Regions from separate parts of the Homo sapiens genome. Here region 1 is linked to region 2. A link is a loop called in an ENCODE intact Hi-C map of the cell type or tissue named here. Cell type or tissue: gastrocnemius medialis. All regions are shown on one strand. Region 1 overlaps IL12RB2 (interleukin 12 receptor subunit beta 2). Region 2 has its middle 31 kb from the start of SERBP1.

The links. Peaks named below come from ENCODE experiments on the same cell type or tissue, not always from the same donor. Only the 100,000 strongest peaks of a DNase experiment are listed, where the experiment ranks them.
Region 1: a loop joins it to region 2, with 10 times the contacts of the local background. A loop is called at or near these places in 1 of 110 quality-filtered maps.

What each region holds. Positions count from the first base shown.
Region 1 is chr1:67,340,362-67,342,861 of GRCh38, forward strand. The region is part of intron 9 of IL12RB2 (interleukin 12 receptor subunit beta 2); the gene reads left to right. Among named protein-coding and RNA genes, the nearest start is that of IL12RB2, 34 kb to the left of the region's middle. RefSeq lists enhancers at 1,748-1,837, 1,978-2,067. In gastrocnemius medialis, no CTCF peak of the experiment used is centred here; no DNase peak of the experiment used is centred here; H3K4me3 peaks cover 236 bases; H3K27ac peaks cover 1,096 bases.
Region 2 is chr1:67,459,832-67,462,331 of GRCh38, forward strand. No RefSeq gene overlaps it. Among named protein-coding and RNA genes, the nearest start is that of SERBP1, 31 kb to the left of the region's middle. RefSeq lists an enhancer at 1,381-1,881. In gastrocnemius medialis, no CTCF peak of the experiment used is centred here; DNase peaks (open chromatin) are centred at 1,280 and 1,577; H3K4me3 peaks cover 392 bases; H3K27ac peaks cover 2,493 bases.

The DNA.
Region 1 (2,500 bases), 120 kb before region 2:
TCCTTTTCACGAGCAAGTGACTGGTTAAAACCAAAATTCCTCCTCTCATGTAAAGGTTTCTCCTCCAAAAATGTCCTCAACAGTGATCTGGAAAGATATGCTACGTGTTAATCTATTCCACGCCTCTCAACTCAAGGGTTTCTCTCAGTAGAATGAGGGTAATGATACAGGTATCTGCAAAGCTGACAAGACCATTGTGGGGATCAGCAAATGAGAGGACACAAATGTAAAAATCACAAGGGCCACCAGTGTAAAATTCAGCAGTGCTGCATGATGCGTGTTTATCCTGACAGTGAAAGCTCCATGCCTGCGTGCTTTTCACTGTAACAAACAGAGTTTATAGTGGACATCATCTTGGTTCTCTGAAACCAGCACCAGAGTGAAGTCAAAATAAGTATGTGTTGGCCATGAGTGATGCTTGGTAAATGTGAGTATGTGATTTCTTCTCTGCTGCCCTGATTTTATTTCTATCTTCACAAGGCTTAGGTTCTATAATGAGGTCTTGGAATTTGGAGGGACTTCAAAGCTCTTCTAGTTCAGCCTTCCTTTCATTATAAACATGGCTCCTACTCCTGCCAGGACAGACAGATGTCTCAGTGGGGATATTCTGGGACAGGGAGAATCTCACTTTGTAGTCTGCCCATGCCATGGTTGAACATCTCTTATTGTTTAGAAAATGTTTCCTTTTGTGTAGCCAGAATTGTGGGCCCAAGAAGGATGCTTGGGGTTGGAACTGGCTTAGAAGAAACCAAAAAGGGCAAGGCACAGTGGCTTACGCCAGTAATAATCCCATAATCCCTAATCCCAGCACCTGGGGAGGTCGAGGTGGGCAGATCACTGAAGTCCAGGAGTTTGAGACCATCCTGGCAGACATGGTGAAACCCTGTCTCTACCAAAATACAAAAAAATCAGCTGGGTGTGGTGATGCCCACCTGTAATCTCAGCTACTTGGGAGACTGAAGCAGGAGAATCCCTTGAACCCGGGAGGCAGAGGTTGCAGTGAGCTGAGATCGTGCCATAGTACTCCAGCCTGGGTGACAGAGCAAGACAAAGAAGGAAGGGAAGGAAGGAAGGAAGGAAGGATGGAAGAGAGGGAGGGAAGGAGGGAAGGAAGGAGAAAGAGAAAATAGAGAAAGAGAAAGAAGAAAGAAGGAAAGAAAAAAGAAAGAGAAAGAAAGAAAGAAAGAAAGAAAGAAAGAAAGAAAGAAAGAAAGAAAGAAAGAAAAGAAAGGAAGGAAAGAAAGAGAAAGCAAAAAGGTAAGCACTAGAAGCTTCTATAACTTGATGTCAGATGGTAGTCATCAAAAGCCAACCTCAAAACCTTCAGTGACTCTCTAGTCTAAGAGGCTCCCCAAGGAAAGTTGGATGCAGTCCTATATTGTCACAGGATTAAGTCCTTTTCTGTCAAACCTGGGCTTCTTTAATGGCCCCAAACAGGCCACTCAACTGAGGGTGGGAATGGAAACACTGACCAGAGTTACTGAGCAGTCCTGCTTTGGACCACAGAACCACAGAGTTATAGACCTCTAGAGCCAAAGGGATTTAACTGTCATGTAGTCTCACCCCACAGTTTAAAACATGGAAACTGAGGTTTCAAGAGGTGATTTTCCAGTGAGGGGATTTCAGGTGATTTGAGTCCACTCTTATCCCAGCCTCTAATAGGGATTCCTCATGCCACTCTCAGGCAGGCTTGGGAATTCAAGGGAATGCTGTGGTACAAGGGAGTTATCTAAGTGTCAGGCTAGAAGGAAAACTCTGCAGCCAGATCGCTTTGTGACAGGGCCCAAGTCATACCTCACTGGGGAAAGGGAGCAAGGGCGTGTGTGGTGGGGTTTTTTGTTTTTTGGGTTTTTTTTGTTTTTTTTTGTTTTTGTTTTTTTCCTTTGAGCAACTCTGGGAAACCAAATGCAAGAAACGCCCACCACTGCAAAGAAGGAAATCTCATGCCTTGGCATCAAAGGAAGCACCAAGTAAAACCCCATTTGCCTGTGAATAAAGTGAGAGCACTTTTCTCTTGCATATGGGGAAATGTGAGATGACCTTTCACTTTTGTAGGATGTTTACAATAGAGGAGAACAACTCCGTGCTGATTGGGTGCAGCCCCTGGGGGTTGGGGTGGGAGTATGTGTGTGAGTGTGGGTGTGAATGTATGTGAGTGTAAGGATGTGAGTGTGTGGAAGGCGTGGGAGTGTGGGGATGTGAGTAGGGTGTGAATATGTAGGTATGTGAGTGTGTGTGTATGTATGAATGGGTGCATGTGTCAGTGTGTGAGGATGTGAGGATGTTGGTGAAGGAGACCTTTGCTTTGTTATGGCTTGTCACTCCTTTTCCCATGACTTAGTTTCTCTTGAAAGTACCATTTCCTCAAAAATATCTTGTACTACTTTTTAAAATCACACCTTTTTTTTTTTTTTTTGAGACAGGGTGTCATTCTGTCCCCCAGGCTGAAGTGTGGTGGCACAATCTCAGCTCACTGCAGCCTTCACCTCCTATGCTCAAG
Region 2 (2,500 bases):
CTGAAGTGGTCTGAGTTTGAAATATTAAACAGCATATCTGTGAGGCCAGCTGTAGGCTTTTAATCATTTGTAATTGTGACTCCTGGATGATAATAATTGATACAAAATGACCAGCAAGCCTAACAGACTAGATATCTTTCCTAGTTCTATCTTTTGGCATGTGGCCTCTGGGTTATTTCACAAGACACCTTCCCAGTCGCCCAGGCTAAAAGATTGGGGCTAATTTTCTTCACCTTCCTCTTCCCCTAACATCCCATTGGTTCTATTTAGAAACATGTTTGCATTTGCCACCTCCTTTCTATAACCACTGTCAGTGCTCTTTACCTTTCCCATCAGTTCAGGAGCCCCTAAACTAAAAAACACATTGACTATTAGCAGTTGTTACCTCTGGGTGAAAGATTAACAAGCTGTACATTATATAGCTAAAAATGTAAAAGATAGGCCAGCATGGTGGCTCATGCCTATAATCCCAGAACTTTGGGAGGCCAAGGTGGGTGGATCACTTGAGTTCGAGACCTGCCTGGCCAACATGGTGAAACCCAATCTCTACTAAAAATACACAGATTAGCCAGGCATGGTGGCGTGTGTCTGTTATTCCAGCTACTTGGGAGGCTGAGGCATGAGAATTGCTTGAACCCGGGAGGTGGAGGTTTCAGTGAGCCGAGATCGCGCCACTGCACTCCAGCCTGGGCAACAGAGTGAGACACCATCTCAAAACAAACAAACAAACAAACCCCAAAATGTAAAAGACTATATACATTATAGTCTTTGAAACTTTTAACTAGTATAAACATGCTTTGAAAATCAGAAAAAAATTTAATTATAAAAGGACATAGTAGAGCAATGTGTTATTCCAACAGGCCTGTTTGATGTGATAGGACAAGGATGGGATAGGCACATTTGAGAACAAACACATTTCTGTAAGTTTTTCTCATGTCACATAACCCAGAACCAAACTTTAGTTCCTGTAGTGGCTAACGCAGCACAACTGTCTTCTATAAATAGTCAGAAAAACTCAGTCTGGATTCTTATACAATATCATCTGACAGACATGATGGAAAAGGCATGTTACTAGAGGGCTGGGAGAAAGAGGAGTGAAGGAATGAGGAAAAAAGAAAGTCTTAAACCATTCCTAATATGAACTGATTTTTAGATCCTCAGTGTTAGACATGTGTAATAGGAACTGCCTTTATCCGAGACTCGCTGTTGAGACTCACTGGCTTACCATCACTGAGGAGTACCAGCAGCCCTCCCTGATTCACCTCTTTTTGCACGTATCACAGGTGCTATTTATGGAGCTGCCTGGGCAAGCTGCCTGGCCCCAGGGTCCAGCCCCAAGGAGGCCCTGCGTGCTTGGGGACAGGCTCTACTAAGGTTGGACAATTTTCAAAACTAGCCAACAGCTGCTACTGGGTTTTAAGAAAAAATGCCAACAGGGTAACGGGGAGGACAACACAGCAACTCTTGTGAAAAAAAGTTTTCATCTAGCCTCCTCACTTCCTATTGGATCCAGGCTGTAAATGGACCACACCCGCTTCCCATTAGCCCAAAGCCTGCAGGCTCAGGGGACCTGAGCGGGTAGCTTTGGGCTGCGAGTCAGTCTCCTCTTGGCTCAACTTCTCTGCAATTACTGCTTGTGGGGACTCTGGGATTAGGCCACAGCTTGTGTTTGCTTCTGCGGTCAAATGAGTTGCTGAGGCATGGGAGAAGGTACTAGAAGCATTTACCAAACATGCCTTCATTAATGAATACCTGCCTTAGCGAGAGCACCTGGATTGTATTTATAAAGAGCAAGGAACTAAGTAAATAAGACACACTCAACAAATGTCTGTTAAATGACTAGCAGAACACGGTGGTTAAGAGCATAGGCTCTGGAGATGGCCTCACTGGGATTCAAGTCCTGCTTAGCCATATGACCTTGGTAAAGTTGAAGCTTTCTAAGTAAGAACACCTGGTTTCTTGTTCAGACTCTAGTTTAATGACTGAGTGTGCAAGTCGTTGAACTTCTCTAAGTCTCAGTTTTCTCATTCATAAAGTGGGATAATTATACCTGCCTTGTCTAGCTTACAAGGTTGTCAGTGAGATCAAATGAGACAATGTCATAAAAGCCTTTTATAAGTTAGAATATCCTATACAAATGCAAGCTATTATTATGGATAATTCTAGTGACTAGTGAATAATAAACTGGTGGAACCAACAATCCCATTGTCACCAACTAAATCTTACAGAGCAATTTCCCAGTTCCACCCACTCTACCTTCTAGGCACTTCCACCTACTTCCTCCTATGACTTAAATAAATGACAAGAGAAAGAGAGTACCATAATAATTTTTCTAATTAACTTTCTCAATCAGAGTCCCATGAAGATGTGTGCCAAAGACAAGAGGAATGTGTAGCAGAGTGTTTATGTTTCTTTTAGGTCAGCTCTTTATTCCCCCACATATTTTTCACTTTGTTTGTCTCAGTGCTCTGAGACTGAGCTCATCTTCACTTTGTCTTCT